3 separate regions of the Mus musculus genome follow, and regions 2 and 3 are each linked to region 1. The links are chromatin contacts, found by Hi-C or POLR2A ChIA-PET in ENCODE. All regions are on one chromosome and are shown on one strand. Each heading gives the region's core, a stretch centred on a gene start or an enhancer-like site at or near the end of the contact. The rest is flanking DNA. Distances are from core to core; before and after follow the strand shown.

Region 1 (3,973 bases), core at 420-2,919:
CCCCGAAATGGTAGGTGCTCCATTTCTGATACTCTTCAACTTGCCCCTCCACTTCACTCCCACTCCACGACACACAGCAGCACACAACGAAAATAAAACCATTTAAAATTCAACATACCAATTTTTATCAGTTCAGACCACTTGACACCCTTCTGCCCATTTGCCACAAGGGAGAAACCAATGGTTGCACCGACAATACAATGGGTCCCAGAAATCGGAAGCTTCAAAAACGAAGCCACGAGCTGCCACACAGCAGAACCTGAAACAGAATTAATCAGATTTTGTCAGGTAGATGGCAAAACTGTTACATAAGCAGTGCGTCCTTGCGGAGAGAAGGTTCAAGACTGGAGCGAACATAAGGTATAACTACAACTTACCAAACATAGCACTGACGGAGCCAGCCATGAGCAGATCTTGAGTTTCGTTGTACAGCTCCACATCTATCAAGCCGTTCCGGATGGTTTCGCTCACTTTGGCCCCCAGCAAGGCGGAGCCCACAGTTTCGAAGATGCTAGCTAAGATGCAGGCTTGCTTCAGGGTCACTACACCTGAGCCTACAGCTGTACCGAACGAATTTGCTACATCATTGGCTCCCACGGAGAATGCCAAGACAAATGCAATGATGAAGCCCAGGATGAGCATCCATAGATTGTCATACTTCGGTGGAGCGGAAGCAGTAACAGCAGCTAGGGTACTAGTAATCGTTGCCACAGTAGATTCCATTCTCTAGTGTAGTGGTTCTTTAAATAATAAGAGAATTACTAAGCGGCTTTTGAGATGTGTAAACGGAATGAGGTATCAAAATGCTATAATAAATAGTATATATTATATAAAATTAAATACTGTAAACTACGGCACGGAAACCGAGCTGGGGAGTTACTGCTATACGCTGCTGCGTCTGGGCGTCTGTTGTCTGGGGTTTCTTTGGCTCTGGAGGGCTAAAAGCACGGAGCAGAATTCCATGGCGGATTAGAGAAAGGACGCAAGTTCATCCTGGGGGGACGAAGTGGAAGAAAATAACAATAGCGGCGCATCTCTGGGAAGAGGGCAGCCTGGGACTCCGCATAGTCCCCCCCCCCCCCGCCCGTCACTTATGTCTTCAGTCCCCCAAACGCTGTGCAAGGTGGGGCACAGGGCGATCTCTGTGCTCCCCCACCCCCCACCCCGTCCCGCCCCGCCCCGCCCCACGAGTTCTGTTCAGTCTCCGGCCGCTTGCCCGCGCGCGCCCTCCGTGGATGATCGGAAAAAAGACCATTCCCGCGCGCGCCTGCCGAGGACCGCCGAAAAGGCCCGCGGAAGGGCGCGGCGTGCGTGGGGAGGCGGGAGGAGGACAGCAGCGTAGCGGGGTCCTGCAGCCTGCATCCCACCCCCGCCAGCCAGCTCCCCACACCCGAGCCCACTCCAGAGAAGAAAGGACCTTTGCACCACCGGTGCCGCGCCGCCACTCACCAAAGGAAACTGAGGGCCGAACAGAGAGACCAGAAGAACGAGACTGAGGCAGGCTCGAGCCACGGTCGCACAACCCAGGACGGCAACACCGGGCACAGCACGGAGGGACTCTCTACCCACTCGTGAAGCAGCCGCGGGCGCCTCAGCAGGCGAGAGGTGAAAACACGCAACGCGCGCCGGCGGCCATCATATAGAGAGCATGCCGCCGGCTCCTATTTATAGCCGGTTCTGCGCCCCACGTGACCTGCCGAGCCTCGCGCCCGCCCGAGGTCCCGCCTCCGATGTGACGCAACCACAGGCTGGTCGGGCGCGCCTAGCCGGGTGAGCTGGGCAGCGGCGCTGATTGGCCTGGACGTCCCCGGGGCCCCGCCCCCAACGAGGAGCTGGTCCACGTGGGACTGGCTGGCCGCCTCCCTGCAGCCTCGCCCGGGTTATCCTGTCTGCGCTGGCCACGCCGGGTGGCTGCGGGCGGGGACTGTGGGGGAGTCTCGCCCAGACACGCGGGGACTGAGGCCGCCACCAAGGTCGTTCCGAGTTTCTCCCACGCGGGCCCGGGTCAGCTCGGTGGCGACGCGGAAGAGCGGGTGTGCTGAGACTTGCCCTTGGCCGGACCCGATCTGTACCTCGCCCGGAGAGGGTGGAGGGATCTCACGTGGCCACCTCGCTCCCGCAGTCACGCACTTGTGTGAAAACGGAAAGATTCGGGAGTCACGAGGATAGGCTTGCGTTCCCAGCTGTGGCACTGCGCTGAGGGAGAGCCATGGGTCATTAGTTTCCCGGCGCCGGACCTCCGTTTTAGGAGCCCCGGCTATGGCGCAGCGGGGAGGATGTTACTTTGGATTCGAATTCTTAACTCATATTTGCTGCAGTGTGTCACCTTGAACAAACCCTAGGTCTCCTCAAGCCGAGTGCTCTGGAACGAGAAATAATAGCAGAGTGAGAGAGACTGGAGGACGGGTTGGAATTGTGTGTAAAGCACAACAAAGATGCATTTCCTGTCAGCTCATCGGGGCTAGTGGCGACAGGCAGTACTAATTCAGGTATTCTGGTTACAAGTTCTTACCCAGTAAGGAGAATCATATTAGCTAAGATATAAGCATGTGACTGGAACTCAATAGATGTTCAGGAAATGAACCTTCATTTCCTCGTTACTTTTTTTTTTGAATGTGCCTGTTTTAGAATATAGGAAAAGGTTACAGAGGATGTCCTCATCCTGAAAGTTTTCCCATCCCCTTTTGAAATAAAGATTGCTTCCTGGTCCCCTACATGGTATAAGGTTGTAGTTCTGACAATGGATTAGTTCGTTTTATTGCCTAAGCTCAGAACTAACTAGTCACCACTCCTTGGGAGATTTAAGTTATGTGGGTTATAAAGAAACTTAAGAATTCCAGCCAGAAATACCCGGTTTAGAACGCTCTAAAACGCTCTCTGCTCTCCAAAGGTAGGGCAACGAATAGCAGAAACAAACATGTTGTAAATTATAACTTCACAGGAGTGTCCTGTGACCTATAATTTGGTAGACTCAGAATCTCGTATAGGTTATACAGGTCTATTGACCTCAAGGTCATGGCTGGAAAACAACCTTCATGTTCCAGGACACTGACCCCAGTGTGTAATTCTGGCATCTTCAAATGCAACACTCTTTGCCCTTACTTCTTTCCAAGGTCATAAAACATTGAATAAAAGGACTGGTTTGTTAAAAGGTTGTTAGTGTCCTGCCAATTAAAACAATTTTTGAAGTAATTATTTGTGAGGAAATTGCTCATGACTTTGCCCACTGTTTGGATGTGCTTTGCTTCAGTCTGTTGATGACCATGCTTTTGCCTCTTGAAATTGAGACAACCAAGGTGAGCAGCCATGGTGAATAAGGCCCATCCAGGTACAAGAGCAGAATCCAGAGCCAGGTTTGCCAGATGTGAAGGCATCACTGTGGTTCAGGGAGAGTATAGTATTTTGAGACTTGGCTTTATGCTACTTTAGTATCCATGTATTTTCAGGCAGAGACAGATTTCTCTGTCTCTAGAGAGTCCTTACTGTCTTGAAATCAAGGAGGGGGGATGTGATGGTTGGTCAGATGGTTTTAGATTGTCTTGTTTTTTGTTTGTCTTTTGTTTTTGTTTTTGTTTTTTGAGATAGGGTGTCACTGTGTAGCTGTCTGGTTGTCCGGGAACTTACTGTGTAAATCAGGCTAGCCTCGAAATCACAGAGATCCCCCTGCCTCTGCCTCCCAAGTGCTGGGATTAAATTCATGCACTTCTATACTTGGTTACCAGTTTTAATATTCAACTTGACCCACTCTAGAATCACCTAGGAAGAGAGTCTTGGTGAAGGCTTGTCTAGATAGGTCGGCCTGTGAGCAGGTCTGTAGTGGACTGTCTCAGTGTGGAACGCTGAAGTCTGAAAGTATGTGGCACCTTTTCCTGGTATCATAGTTAGGGTTTCTTTGCTATGGTGAAACACCATGACCAAAAAGGAAGCTGGGGAGGAAAGGCCTTATTTGGCTTATACTTCCATGTTGTTTTTC
Region 2 (4,172 bases), core at 1,607-4,106, 98 kb before region 1:
GCTTGACGGCACCCTCGCAGCAGGGTTTTCTAGGTGGTCAGTTAGATGTAGTCTCCTCTAGAGCTCCATGCTACAGACTTTTACACTTTTTCCACAGCCACGAAGCTCTCCGTACATTCCTGCACTTGGGAGCCCTTTCATCATGATCTTAATCTGTGCTGTTTACTTTGTGCATCTAAAATGATAATTGAGTCAGTCTTTCTCCCTCCCGTCCTTAAAGCTGTCTGGGTATTCTTACATCATTCAGTCTCACCTGTAACTAACACCAACCATCTAAAGATGGAAAGAGCTTAACTGTGACAACCACATCACTGATACCTGAAGTTTCTTTTCTAGAATGTAATCAGTGTTTCCCCTGGATTCCAATTTTTTTTTCAAACCACAGTGTCATGTAACTATCAACAATAACAATCAACTCATTATTATTAATCATAATTAAATAAAACAGGTTTGAGCTGATGTATTTATTTGTTATCTTTTCTGTTTGGGTTTTGCAATGGGATGGTTTGGGTTTTGTTGTTGTTATGTTTTGTTGTGATGCAGTGAAGGGGTTTTTGTTATTTGTTGTCTTTATTACTTCACTGCCTAAAAGTTAGGGACAACTGGTCAGCACTCACGTAATTCACTAAAGTTAGCATCACCTTACAAAACCAGGATTCCACACAGCTCTAAAGGAGATGTCACCATCAAATCCCTCCCCTCAGAGGTCAGGGAACCCTGTGGAAATGGAGACAGGAGTCGGGGAGACAGAAGGGATGTGAGAACAAGGCCTTCTAAAATAACTGAGCAAAACCCATATGCGTTCACAGAGCCTGAAGCCTGAAGCAGCAGCCGCAGGGCCTACACAGGTCTGCCCAGGTTTCTGTACACACACTCTAGCTTTCAGTTTATGCTCTGATGGGACTCCTGAATGGAAATGAGTAAGTCTCTGATTCTTCTGCCTACTCTTGGAGCTCTTTCATTTTTCTGTTGGCATAGCTTGTCCAACTTATATATGATGATTTCTGTTTTATCTTACTATATTTTGCTACATTTTGTTGTTTTCCCCAAAAAATGCATTTAAAAAAAATTCAGGTTCCATAGCTTTTCTTTCTTTTTTTTTTTTTTTGCTAGCTGCCAGTATTCACAGATAGATAGCACTGAAAATTATAATATTTCCAGGCTCAGTTAAAGGATACAATCCATATTCAGTACATGTGTATGCCGATGTAGATGTCCATACAAACTCACCATATAATGTACCACCAAAACCAAGTAGTGGTTTTAGAGACAATACAGCAGGTTAGAAGCTGCTTTCCTGTGACCTAATGAAAAAGAAAGTCAGAATCAGGAGTAATAGACTCTATTTTAGAAAGTGGGGTTGGAAATTCACAGAAACAATAATTGAACACCTGAAATGTGCAGTAACCCTTCACCCAAATTCTTGTACATAGCCCCGATAAGACGTGTTGAGCTTTGGTGGTATCCAAGCTTTTGTCTGTCTGCAGTAAGTAGCCATGTGTTACATCTCCTCAGGGAAAGTCTTGTCACACAAGTGGATGTCGGGATGTCAGACCCTATGGAGCTAGAGTTACAGGCAGATGTGTTATGTAATATGGGTGCTGGGAACCAACTCTGGTGGCCTGCCAGAGCACTGCATGCTCCTTACCCCAGCCATCTCAGCGCTTTTTATCATATTAAAAAACAAAAACAAAAGCAAAAACTTTTGTGATTTTTTTTTTATTCTCCTTCACTCACCTGATAATGTTTAGGTATGCCAGTGATAACCTTTTCCTTCTCTTTCCTTCATGATTTTTTTTTTCTTTCTAGCAGGCCTTTGTTAGCATTTTAACTTTACCTTGTAGATGTTTTTCTGTTTAAATAAACTATTATGTTTCCATGTTTTATTTCCATTCTTAAATTTATATAATTCTGTTCTTTACATTTTCTATTAGGAAATCTTTGTTATTCTTTTAAAAACTCTTCTAACCCCTTGCCCTTTTCTCTTCCCACCATAACATCCTTCTCCAATAAATATCTTTTACGAGATTTGCTGCCTCATATGACTTTCGCGTTGGAAGAAGCCAAGAAGCAATTGACAGAGGAAGGGAAGAAACAAAGAAGTGGAGCGGGGCAGAGGCTCCTGAGCTCCTGGGCTGAGCTGGAGATACCCTCCCCTGGGAACTGCACTGCCTCAGCTGACGAGGCTTCCTCTCAAAGCTGTGTGGTTCCCCGGCTCTGATGTCTCAGGGTGTCCTTCCACAGGAATACCTTCTGACCCTCAGAGCTCTGTGGTTTCTGGGTTTCCGAGTCTCAGGGTGCCTTTCCAAGGGGACACTGTCCCACCTCAGAGCTGTGTGGCTCCTGAGCTCCTGTGTCTTAGGATGCCCTTCCCTTGAGACACTTTTGACAGATTGCGCCATTTTGACAGCTCCCGCGAGCTGCTCAGGGACTACACGGAGTTATGTTGTTTCTGTCCGGTATTCGGCTACAAGAATGAGAACAATAACTGATACGGACCATTTTCGTTTGGCATGCTATTATTTGCAGCCAAAGCCAGCCTAACTGATAGCACAGAGACTTAGGCTCCGGCTTGTTTCTCCCCGTTTCTTCAACTGTCACAACCGTCCTTAACCCAAATTTGGCTACAATTAGAGCCACTCCTCCGCCAGCCAGCATCACCCACCAGCTCCCACCTCAGAGGCACCGCTGCGGAAGTGACCTAGCCATAGGGCGGGCCTTCTCAGAAACTCTCCAATCGCAGAGCCTCAGGGGAGGTCCCCAGTGGGAATCGCCGAATGTCCATTTCCTGTTATCCCGCCCTCTCCGTCTTTTTATTGGCGAATTTCAAAGTCGCGGAAGCCAATAGGAGCGTCCAGACGGGCGCCCGGTTCTCGTACTAGAACAAGGCGCGCCCTTTGAAGGAAGAAACTGTCGCCGTAGAGCCATGGTGGGGCCCGGCCCCACTGCCAGCGCAGCCGCGGGTAAGTGTGGTCGGCAGCCTCCAGAAGCTGCCAGGCCTCCCCCGCCTGCTTCAGTCTCCCCCGAGCTCAGTTAGGTTAAGGACGCTGGACCCGGGCCACGGCGAGGAGCGGCGCGCTCCGTTGCCGCAGGGGGACACCCCTGCATTGCTAGTTATGGCCAGAACTTTGACAGCAGTCAGGTGGCAGGTTCGGCCCCAGTCCGAGTCTCTGCAGGTTCACTGATAAAATGTGCGCTGTCTGGAGGTTGATTGATAAACTGTGGGCTGAGGCTTAAGGATGCTGTGAACCCTGGCCTCCGAGGGACCTGGAGCCCTTTCTACCTCTCCAGTATGCCCCTCCCCCGTGTCACCTTTGAGATGCACACTCTGTCCTCACTTATGGGCCTGCGGTTCTGCGCACCGTCCTAGGCACACAATTTGTAACTCAAGGGTTAAAAAAAAAAGTCTTGATTCCAAATCCTGGCTTTGCTGCACATTAGTGGGTAAATTTAAGCCTGTCACTTCATCTGAGTTTCAAACAGCCAAATACCTCATAGGATTGATGGTTAGTGTAAACAGCTTAGTAAAGAGCTTGGCACCAGGCTGATACCGTTGGTATTGAAAGCAAGCATAACAGGACTGGTGACTTTATCAAAGCCAAAATAGCTACAGGGAAGTATCATATTTAAAGATATAAAGGGTTTTCTGTAATGTTTTTGGTGTTTGCTCGTGTCCATGTTTTACAGAAGAACGGTGGCAGAAGCTCCAGGAGTACCTGGCAGCCAAGGGAAAGCTAAAGGACCCCAACGCCAAGTGAGTTTACCTTCCCATAGTTACACTGGCTTTGTTGCCCCGGTTGCTAACAGCAATGAACGGACCAGCCCTTCTGTTTCCAGTCTGTTTGACTTGCATCATGGTGAATCCTGTAATAACAAAAGGAGCATTTCAGTCCTTGATTTCAGGCATGACTTAAAAAACAAAACAAAACAAAAAACCAGCAACCCCTAGGCAGTGCTGTCTATTGGCAGAAATTTAAGCATTTTTTTTCCTAACAGTCTCCAAAGGAAGGAAGGCTCTACACTACACTGTTACCCACATCTCTGGAAGCTCTTCTGGTTCCTTCTTTCTCCTGGGAAAGTTGGTTCCCAGCAGCGCAGATTTTGATCAAGAAACTGGAGGGCATTTCTATGGTGTGTGCTTACGAAGACAGGAGAGTTGGTTATGGTCAGTC
Region 3 (4,172 bases), core at 56-2,555, 98 kb after region 1:
TGCTACCGTTACACAACCAACATCCAAAGTGAGGAGCAATTACACCTGAGAGGTGTCTTACTCTCAGAGTGCCGTGCCAGGAAAAACTAAAGATGCCAACAAAAAGAGACCTTCCCCGTCCTTACTCTGCTACCACTGTTACAATGATTCCCCTGGACTTTTTATCTTCCTCAACATGACCAACTCAGAACAGGTGGCAAGTTTTCCTCTTGCAAATTCTTAAAGAGAAAGAAAGCGGGCAGCGAACGCCTTTAATCCCAGCACTCGGGAGGCAGAGGCAGGCGGATTTCTGAGTTCGAGGCCAGCCTGGTCTACACAGTGAGTTCCAGGACAGCCAGGGCTATACAGAGAAACCCTGTCTCGAAAGAAAAAAAAAAAAAAAAGAAAGAAAGAAAGAAAGAAAGAAAGAAAGAAAGCAAGCAAGCAAGCAAGCGGGCGATGGTGGCACACACTGTTAATCCCAGTGCTCGGGAGGCAGAGGCAGGCAGATCTCTGAGTTCGAGGCCAGCCTTGGTCCACGGAGCTCCAGGGCAGCAAACGCTACACAGAGAAACCTTATCTCGAACCGTCTCCATTCTCCCGCCCCAAAAAGAAAACTTTAAGGGAAGCAAACTGAAGGATGTGCTTGCTGCAGTCTGTCTGATCAGCTTGGAACCTTGTGAGGTAGTTTTAGAACGTAAGACTCCAGGTGTGAAAAGGCGCGAGTGCTGGGAATGGTGGAAAACACAGTTCCAAAAAGATCACTTCCTCACTCTCATCTCACAGTACCCAGAAATGGTTCGCCCCAAACCAGACTCGTACTCATATATAAATCCAGGAGTCACAAATACAAGTTTCCCTACACCACTAGGCTTATGAGTTGCTTTTTTTCTCTGAACTACCCAAAGCAATGCAGGGTGAGTTCACGTCCCTATTTGTGGTCATACTGTAGGCACCCCTCACCCCCCCACCCCCCGGCCACTTCTCCCAACCGCAGGGACGCTCCAGGACCCCCCAGGCCAAGGGTAGAGCTCTGGAGCGCAGTGCACGGCACTCACCTGCACCGCGTGGCTCAGCCCCTCCAGCGCCGCGTAGTTGAAGGAGTCCACGTGCGCCCGCGTCAGGTCCTGCAAAGCTGCCTTTTGCTGCTCTGGGGGAATCCCGTACGAGGGGTCGGTTAAATGCTTTAGGCTGGGCCCGCTGGGCAGGTTCCGCCACCGGCCGTCGACATCCATGCTTCTGCCAGTCCCGGACGGGAGACCGGAGCTAGGACGCTACTCGTGGCTGGCTGGAATGGCCGGACCAACCCCACAGCCACCCTACCCCGTGGCCTTCTGGGAAATGTAGTTCCTCTTGTTCGGCCCGCCCCACACTGGTCCTTTCTTTTCTCAGAGTCGACTGGAAACTTACACCATGGCGTGATTAGACCGGTTAAAACTACGCGCAGACATGAAGACACGCCTTTAATCCCAGCAATCAGGAGGTCAGGTATCTGTGAGTTCGAGACCAGTCTGGTCTACAAAGAGAGTTCCAAGTCATTCAGAGTAGTTACACAGAGCTGTCTTGAAACACCGGGGTGGGGGTGGGGGTGGGGGTGGGGGTGGAGAGAGAGAAAGAGGCTTCGCTGTTTTGTAACCTGCAAACCATACTAAATCCTGCTCCACTTTAGTGTGTGACCTCTGTGACCCATATTAGCTTAATTCGTTAATTAGGACCTGATACAAGACGTATCTTTAAAGGTTCCCTTCTGTCCCATTCTGGAGTTTTCCTATTGCACCCTGATGCAGACCTCAGGAGACTCTGGATTCTTGGCTTCAACTAAAATGGAGGTGTGGGGCACCAACCTGTCATTTCTTCTCAACTTGTCTGTTTATTAAAATAATATTTATTTATTTATTTTTGTTTCTTTGTTTTTTGAGTCAGGGTCTCTATGTAGTCCTGGCTGTCCTAGACCAGGCTGGCCTGGAACTCACAGAGGTCCATTGTCTTTGCCTGAGTGCTGGGTTAAAGGCATGTGTCACCCCCAGCCCCCTCTTTCTCAAGTCTTTGTTTTTTTGTTTAGTTTTTCTCATACATTGCATTCCAACTGCAGTTTCCCCTCTCTCCACTCCTCCCAATCTTCCTCCCCACCCCCCTTCTCCTCCAGATCCACTCCTCCTCTATTTCCCTTCAGAAAAGAGCAGGCCTCCCTGGTATATCAACTGAACATGGCATAACAGGTTACAATAACACTAGGCACAATCCCTCATATCAAGTCTGGACAAAGCAAATCAATAGAAGAAAAGGGGTCCCAAGAGCAGGCAAGAGAGTCCAAGACAGCCCCTGCTCCTACTGCCAGAAGTCCCCCAAGAGCACCAAGCTATACATCCATAACATGAATGCCGAGGACCTAGCTCAGAGCCACACAGGCTCCAGGACTGTCTCTTCAGTCTCTGTGAGCCCCTCTGAGCCCTGCTTAATTGATTCTGTGGGCTGTGCTTATGTCTACTCAACTCTTAATGCATGAAGCACATCAGCAGGACGGCAAGCAGTAACCAGGCCATGCTACCCAGAAGAAAGGAAGCCACCCCAGCCTGCTTCTGGGCAATCAAGAGCAAGAGGTAGGAAGGTGGTTGGATAGTGTCAGAATTCGTGCTGTTTCTAGTGTTTGGCTTTTACAAATATCCATTTTTCTATGTGTGTGTTTTCAATTCCCTTAGGTATCAGAGCTAAGAACCACGTTTCTGTGTCATATTACCTATGTTTACCTTTCTGAAGCCCTGTGAAACTATTAAAGTGAGCTGTACAACTTCACATTTCCCCTTAGCAACATCATTACTAGTACCTGGTACTATCTTCTGATTATAGCAATCTTATTATTTGCACAATGGTATCTTTTGTGAGCCCTGGTTAGCATTTTCCTAGACTCCAGGGCCTAGAGGATAATAGTGTCAAATATCATTTCATGTGTTTAAGGGTTGATGGCATATTTCCTCTGAAAAACGTGAAGGGAATCAATCCCTTTCTGAGAATTGTTGAGCTTTTAGATGCTTTCTGTGTTTTCATGTTGTATCTACAGGTATGAACAGGAACGTGTATGTATTTATCCTATGTGTGGAGGCCAGGGGATGGCAGGCTCTGTCTTCCTTTGAGACAGGGACTGTCAATAGCTTAGAGCCACTGAAGAAGTTAGGCTGGCCAATGAGCCCCTGGGAGCTGCCTGGCTCTACCCTCCGCCCCCCCCCCACCCCCCCCGTGCTAGGGTTAAAGCTATGTGCCACCAGGCCTGGAATTTTTTTAAGTGAAGGTTGACTATTAAACAGGTCCCCATGCTTCAAGGAACACACTTTACCAACTGAGCTATCTTCCAGCCTCTTAGGTACATTTTAATGGTATTTGTTCATTTTTATAAAGCAAGGTAGATTTTGGTCATGATTTTTAAAGAAAACCTCTTATTTTTTATTTATGTATATGTGTGAGGCCAGGGGTTGGATTCCTTGGAGCTGGAGTTAAAGACATTTTGTTGTTGTTGTTGTTGGTTTTTTTTTTCTTTTTTCTTTTCTTTGTTGTTAAAGACACTTTTTAATTACCCACCATGGGTGCTGGGATCTGAACTCCGGACATCATGGTTGAACAGCAAGTACTTCTAACCACTGAGCTCTCTCCAGTGCCTTGGTCACTGTTTCTCCCAATATGTTCCTATTTTCCTTTACCCTCCCTTCAACTGTTCCTGCTATGTGCATGTTGGTGTGCTTTGTGGTCTACAAAACACTGCTTTGTAAATTATTCTTCTGTTCTTCATCAGACGTAAAATCTTACTTGACTCCACATTCGCCGATTCCTTTTGGCCAGGTCAAACATGCCCAATCATTTCTAGTGAATTTTTCACTGTGCTAAGCCAACTTTTCGCCTCCAGTGTTTCCACTTGCTTTTATTCAGAATTCCATCCTGTCTCCTGACTGATATCCTCTCTGGTCTCACGTGCTCTGCTTCCTTCAGTTCTCTAACACACTTGAAATCGGTGAATTCAAGGGTTTGCTTAGAAGGTCCAACACCGGGCCTCTTCAGGGATAGGGTCCATTCTCTACCCATCTGCCATGTAGGTCCTTCTCTCTCTTGGTATACCCCACAATTAGTATCAAAAATTAGGAAATCTTAATTAATTTTGGAAACTAGAGACTCTGCTCTCTCTAGGACCTGTTGTTGGTGATCAC

What was found. A loop is a pair of places that touch in the nucleus more often than their neighbours do. ChIA-PET counts read pairs that join two places held with the same protein, here RNA polymerase II (POLR2A).
Region 2: POLR2A ChIA-PET joins it to region 1 with 11 read pairs in embryonic stem cell. The contact joins the promoter of Ckap2l here to the promoter of Slc20a1 in region 1. POLR2A ChIA-PET finds 5 or more read pairs at or near these places in 3 of 5 experiments (Patski and embryonic stem cell).
Region 3: POLR2A ChIA-PET joins it to region 1 with 23 read pairs in Patski. The contact joins the promoter of Polr1b here to the promoter of Slc20a1 in region 1. A Hi-C loop is called at or near these places in 2 of 37 maps with a recorded cell type or tissue (T-helper 17 cell and left cerebral cortex). POLR2A ChIA-PET finds 5 or more read pairs at or near these places in 4 of 5 experiments (Patski and embryonic stem cell).

The regions. Positions count from the first base shown.
Region 1 is chr2:129,196,469-129,200,441 of GRCm38, reverse strand. Slc20a1 (solute carrier family 20, member 1) reads right to left here and starts at 1,669. Exons shown (of 11, transcript NM_015747.2): 1 at 1,450-1,669; 2 at 378-993; 3 at 119-259. The coding sequence starts at 723.
Region 2 is chr2:129,295,896-129,300,067 of GRCm38, reverse strand. Ckap2l (cytoskeleton associated protein 2-like) reads left to right here and starts at 2,856. Exons shown (of 9, transcript NM_181589.3): 1 at 2,856-2,963; 2 at 3,688-3,754. The coding sequence starts at 2,927. It overlaps Gm14023 (predicted gene 14023), which reads right to left and starts at 2,698. Exons shown (of 5, transcript NR_040371.1): 1 at 2,666-2,698; 2 at 1,231-1,304. It overlaps Il1a (interleukin 1 alpha), which reads left to right. Exons shown (of 7, transcript NM_010554.4): 7 at 1-458.
Region 3 is chr2:129,098,129-129,102,300 of GRCm38, reverse strand. Polr1b (polymerase (RNA) I polypeptide B) reads right to left here and starts at 1,305. Exons shown (of 15, transcript NM_009086.2): 1 at 1,038-1,305. The coding sequence starts at 1,214. Gm46764 (predicted gene, 46764) reads left to right here and starts at 1,358. Exons shown (of 3, transcript NR_168333.1): 1 at 1,358-1,467.